Linked DNA regions of Homo sapiens: region 2 is linked to region 1. Evidence: read pairs that join two places in POLR2A ChIA-PET (ENCODE). Cell type or tissue: MCF 10A. All regions are shown on one strand. Each heading gives the region's core, and the rest is flanking DNA. Links, peaks and the distances in the headings are about the cores only.

Region 1 (2,907 bases), core at 125-2,624:
ATTGGAGCAGGACAGCCTGGGTGGAGAGAACTCCCCAGCTACCTTAAGATCTTTCAGCAAGGAGAAACTTCAAATGCCTTGGTCTAAGCCACAGACTACTTGCTAAAAGCACTTGAATCTTTTTTTTTACTGAGAGTCTCGCTCTGTTGCCCAGGCTGGACTCGAACTCCTGACCTCAGGTGATCCGCCCGCCTCGGCCTCCCAACGTGCTGGGCTTATAGGCGTGAGCCACCGCGCCAGGCCCACTTGGTGAATCTTAAGACCGTTTAGGTGCGTTTTCCCACCCACTCCCAAAGGGCCTCACTCACACTCTGAGCCCCAGGAGAAATTCCCCACGTCCAACCTCAGGGCACGGTATTTCTTGTTACCTCCCCGCACACGGACTGTGTGGATGCGGCGGGGGCCAATCTGGAAAACACAAGGTTACAGGAACTAGGTTACCAAGGAGAGCAAGGCAAGTGAGGGAGAGGAACCTGGGCCGGGAGGAGGCAACAGTCAGTGTAACTATGACAAGTCCTTGCATTGGCAAGTGGCACACAGGTGACCAAGACGGCCACAACCACGCCTAAGGATTCTTTTTCATCACCCTACTTGCCTCCAAGAGGAAAGCCTGACCCCAAATGCTGAAAATTAAGCCTCTGTAAAAAAAACAAGACTAGGCTTCTGACTATGACGCGAGGCGCCACCCTCTCCAGAAGCTCAAGTCCCCACACAGTATCCTTCTCTCTGAAATCCTAAGCTCCAGGTTTGGGGGCCTGAGGGAGCATTCCCTCTTTGGTACTTACTTATCCAACAGCTAAAGGGGGACAGGACACCCAGGCCCTACTACAGAGAAATCAGAGCCCAAGAAAGAACGCACAACTGTCACACGGAAAGACCCGAGCACGCTGGAGAGCGGGGGAAGGCGACCTCCCAGGCGGACAGGCCCACGCTCGCACCCACCTTGGTGTTGGCAGCTGGGCGCCCCAACTCATACTTCCGCTTCTTGTGGTAGGGCTTTCTCTTGCCCCCGGTTTTGCGGCGCTTGTGCCAGTTGTCCCGAGAGATGCCTGCATGTGGAAGCGGGGAAGGAAGCTTGAGCCACTGTGACTCGGTGCTAGCGACTCGCCAGCTCCCGGAGACCCCCGCGCCGGGCCGGTCGCACGCTCAGCTCTCCAAGGTTGGCTTCCCCACCGCGCACTCGGGAGTATGCAGCATTACCGAGTTGTCATCATACACGTGCGGCCAGGCCGGGGCCTCCTCCTCGCGGCAGCCATGTTGGCGCCGCTCGGAGCCCGCAGCCCGCGGCCCGGAACCCGGAGCCCAGAGCCTTCGCAGCCCCCAGAGACGGGCTGGGCGGCCGAAACCCGAGGGCCACCACTCCTCGTGGCTGTCCCTGGCCGGGGGTCGGGGCGTCTGGACTCCTCAGTAGGCTGTGAAGCAGGATGGGGCCTGATTGAGCTCAACCTCCCTTCACCCGCCTCAATGCAGAGCGACACTCACCCATCGCTCGGCGCTGGCTGGAAAGAGAAACCGCAAAGATTCACGGTTCGGTTTGTAAAACGCTGCCCCGCCCCTTTACTTTACGTTGTTTCTGAGCGCCGAAACAACGTCGGGCGACGAGACTTACGTGTCAGCTGCCGCGCCTAGGGCCACGAGCCTAGGAGGGTCTCGCAGGCTGCTGACCTCTGCCGACCCCCGGCGACTCGCCTCCGACCCTGGGCTGGGGGAAGGGGGTCTGCGGCGTCGGCAGATCTGGGCGTGTTTAGACTAGTTTCAGAGGCTGCTGCGGTCGTTTAGGATGAGATGTGGGTGCGGCTGCGTTGAAAAAGAGTGGAAGGCAATGGAATTGGAAACGAGTGTGGACTTGGGTTTTGTTTTGAAGGGTTTGGTGGTAGATTGGACATGGGGATTGAGGGAGAGGGCGGTGTCAAGGATTCCTAAGATTGTCACTTGATCAATCGGATAAATATTGGGGCCATTTACTGAGATGGGGTAGGCTAAGGTAGGAGCTGTTCTGGACACGTTCATTTTGAGATCTTGCTAAGTCATGTTGAGTGGGACTAACAGATAGGAAGCTGAATATTAATGACTGGTCATCCTTATAAGGGATCTGCACCGAAGATGTTATTTTGGGAATCGTTGGCTTATAAATGGTAATTAAAGCCACCAGAATGAACGGAACTTAGGAAGAGAGTATAAAGGAGGGATCAGCTAACTTTTCTGAGCTAGAAGGATATCTATTTTTTAATTAAAAAAAATTTTTAGGCCTGGCGCGGTGGCTCACGCCTGTAATCTCAGCACTTTTGGGAGGCGGAGGCGGGCGGATCACGAGGTCAGGAGTTCGAGACCAGCCTGGCCAACATGGTGAAACCGCGTGTCTACTAAAAAAATACAAAATTTAGTTGAGCATGGTGACGCACACCTGTAATCCCAGCTACTCAGGGAGGCTGAGGCAGGAGAATCGCTTGAACCAGGGAGCTGGAGGTTGCAGTGAGCCGAGATCGCACCACTGCACTCCAGTCTGGCGACAGAGCGAAACTCCGTCTCAAAACAAAACAAACAAACAAAACAAAATTAGCCGGGCGTGGTGGCGGGCGCCTGTAATTCCAGCAACTCCGTCTGGAGGCTGAAGAAGGAGAATCACTTGAACCGGGAGGTGGAGGTTCCAGTGAGCCGAGATGGCACCAATGCACTCACTCCAGCCTGGGTGATGGAGTAAAACTCTGTCTCAAAAAAATAAAATACACAAGTTATTATTGATTATAGTCACCCTGTTTTGCTATCAAATAGTAGGTCTTATTTATGATGATATTTTATTTTTGTACCCATTAGCCATCCCCACCATCCCCACTTCCCCCTACCCTCCCACTACCCTTTCTAGCCTCTGGTAACCATCCTTCTACTCTCTAGGACCATGAGTTCAAT
Region 2 (2,907 bases), core at 245-2,744, 450 kb after region 1:
GGAGAACATAACAGGCAGAGCTGTTATAGTTGAGTTCCTTAGTGGTAATGTGGGTAGTTATTCCTCTAGGACCTATTTGATGCATTGTTTGGCCATTGGCCTAGAGGAGGTAGGTAGTGATGGTTAGGTAGATAGGATAATAACTGGCTAGAAAGCTTGGAATCTTGCTCTCTAAAAGTGTGATAAAACTGAGAGCCATGATTTGAGATTGCATTGTCTGGAAATGCAGGGACATGTCTGCGTTGTTCACAACACTAGCGGCATTTTAAAGGCCAGCTGGTCAACTGAACGGGATTGGTAGTTACAGATGGGTGGGTAGGGCTGATGAGTGAGATGAAACATGGCATTTTGATCAGGTCTACTTTCACTGGAAAGGTAATGTGACTAGAGAAACAATGTCGGGGGCAGACCTGAAAGGAAATTCATGGTTGATGGTGTTGAATGTGGTGGCTGGTGAGGATAGCAAGGAGTCCCCAAGTAGGTGCCTTAGGATATGCAGGAATTCTGTGATCCTGCTCCAAATTTGTGGCCAGGGTTGGAGAGGCCTTTCTCAGGACCAGAGGCAGTTAGATAGACCAGATAAGCTCCTGGCTTGTGTCTGTAATGAGCGGTCTTCTCATAGGAGAGGTACCCAGTCCTGCTTTTTGGTTCATCTGGACAGAGGAAGGTTTTTTTCTGGAGGGCTGAGACAATAGTGTGCTGAGCACTCTGAGGGTAGCTGATGCCCTGGTCTTGACAGTATTCCTAAAGGAAGCAGGCACTGCCATGACAAGAAGACTTTTTGCTAGCTCCCTGACAGAGATGTGCCAGTCTACTCTGTGAAGTTCTTGGATGTGACAGGCCTGTTTTTCTGCCCTAGCTCTTGGCAGCAAGGAGGATGAAATGTCTGGTGATAAGAGCTAGCGATGGTTAGCAGACTTAGAGGGCTTGACTCGGGTGCTTAAAGTGGGTCAAGTAAGGGTTTGCTCTGAGAAGGGAGCTGAGAGCCATGGGCTCTGATTCTCATTTGGTCAGTACCTCAGCGATAAGGAGTTAGTCACATAAATGTTCTAGACTACACCTTTGCTGTTTAAATTGTGGTCTGAGAACCAGCAGCATCCTCATCACCTGGGAGCTTGTTAGAAATGCAGAATGTCATGCCGGCCCTACTGAAATAGAATATACTGAAATATAATCTGAATATACTAAATATACTGAAATAGAACCTGCAATCTGACACATTCCTCAGGTCATTTGAAGTCTGAGAAACACTGCTGTAGTCTGGACCAGCGGTTCTCAAACTTCAGACTTCAGCGAGCGTCAGAGTCACCTGGAGGGCTGTTAAAACCAAGGCTGTTGGCCCCATCCCCAGGGCTTCTGATTCTGAAAGGCAAGGGTGGAGGCCAGAAATTTGCATTTCTAACAAGTTCTCAAGTGATGGGACTGGTTTGACAACAGCTGACCCTCTTAGCTTTCTCATCTGCAAAACAGGGGAGTGATTCCTGCCTGCTTACGGAGATGTGGGATCATATGGGACAGTGTGTGAGAAATGTGTTCAGTGCATTGCGGGGGTGGGGGGCGGGTATCCGTTTGTGTATTGCTTGCTTACTAGTCAGTGAATTTTTAAAAATCTATTGTCATGCCAGCACAACTGTTTACCTTCCTGGCTGCTGGCCATCATTTGTGGGCAGAGAACAGGGAATCTATGAACCACCCCACAGGCATGCAGTATTCTGTGAAGAGATCAGCAGTCCCTGGGGCTATGGATGGGGATTATTGAGCAAGGCCTCCTGTAGCCCAGCCAGCTTCCCTGGCTCCTGGCCAAGTAGTCTGACCAGAATTCTCAGTCTGCCTGAGTGGGCCTGGTCCTGTCTTGATCACTTGTTACTCACCGCCATTTCTTCACCCCCAGCTAGTGTATCTTAAGGCAATATTTGAATTGGTTTGAAAAATGGTCTTTGTCTAACCAAGCCTCTGATTCATCTTGTGATCCTGAGCAAGACACATGCCTTTCCTCCACTTTGTTGGGTGACTGATGGAACAGGCTTTGGCTGCATGTGCCCAAGTCCCAGAATGTGGACTCTGGACCTTCAAAGTGAGGGAAGCTGAGGTAGACGCTGTTCTGATGAGAATCAGTAGAGCATAGTAGTTAAAAGCATAGATTCCAAAACTGGACTGTCTGGATTTGAGTCTTGACTACCTACTGGTAGTCTGACCTTGGGCAAGTTGCTTGCACTCTTTATGCCTCAGTTGCCTTATTGGCAAAGTGGGGTTAATAATAGTACCAATCTTATAGGACTGATGGGAGGATAAACTGAGTTAAACATATTAAGTGCTCAAAACAGTGTTTGATATGTAATGGCTTATAGGTATTAGCTCTTATTAGTAGAACTAGTACTAGTATTATTCTGATCCACAACCTCCTAATAAGCTGTTGAGATACAGCAGGTGACTGGGAGGCAGGCCCTGCTTCTCTGGGAAACACAGAGAGATCAGGCCCTCTTATCAACATACTGATAGAACCAGAGTACTATCCAGAGAGATTTTTTTGGGCTTGGCACCCTTCCATTTCTAGGCCCTTCCTTAGTGATGCCTCCAGGGGACCTCTCTAGCACATAACCTGAGATTTGTTTAAATTAATTTCATGACAAATGTGTGTCTACAGGTAGCTACAAACAAATCATTTGGTTGTTTGGTGCCCTTGAAGGGTCAGCTTCACAGAAGCCACTAATATCTGAAGTTATTTACAATTGAATATGTAAAAATGTTTGAACTGTGGCTGTTTCTGAGTCATGTACATACAGAGGGAGACACAGGTGTGCACACCTCAGGTGAGGATGTGGTTTCTAAGACTTGGTCTCCTTCATTTATTGGTATTATGTTTTTGAAAAATTCAGATTTCAATAAGGGTAAATTATAATTCACTTT

Evidence for each region. Peaks named below come from ENCODE experiments on the same cell type or tissue, not always from the same donor. Only the 100,000 strongest peaks of a DNase experiment are listed, where the experiment ranks them.
Region 2: POLR2A ChIA-PET joins it to region 1 with 6 read pairs; 2 of 35 experiments call an interaction of 5 or more read pairs at or near these places.

The regions. Positions count from the first base shown.
Region 1 is chr1:44,774,176-44,777,082 of GRCh38, reverse strand. It overlaps RPS8 (ribosomal protein S8), which reads right to left and starts at 1,543. Exons shown (of 6, transcript NM_001012.2): 1 at 1,483-1,543; 2 at 943-1,049; 3 at 309-408. The coding sequence starts at 1,486. SNORD55 (small nucleolar RNA, C/D box 55) reads right to left here and starts at 1,218; the gene lies at 1,145-1,218. It overlaps SNORD46 (small nucleolar RNA, C/D box 46), which reads right to left and starts at 591; the gene lies at 494-591. RefSeq lists an enhancer at 920-1,209 and a silencer at 1,290-1,499. In MCF 10A, for the core only: no CTCF peak of the experiment used is centred there; a DNase peak (open chromatin) is centred at 1,542.
Region 2 is chr1:44,326,874-44,329,780 of GRCh38, reverse strand. All of the region lies in intron 3 of ERI3 (ERI1 exoribonuclease family member 3), which reads left to right. Among named protein-coding and RNA genes, the nearest start is that of ERI3, 27 kb to the left of the region's middle. In MCF 10A, for the core only: no CTCF peak of the experiment used is centred there; a DNase peak (open chromatin) is centred at 1,740.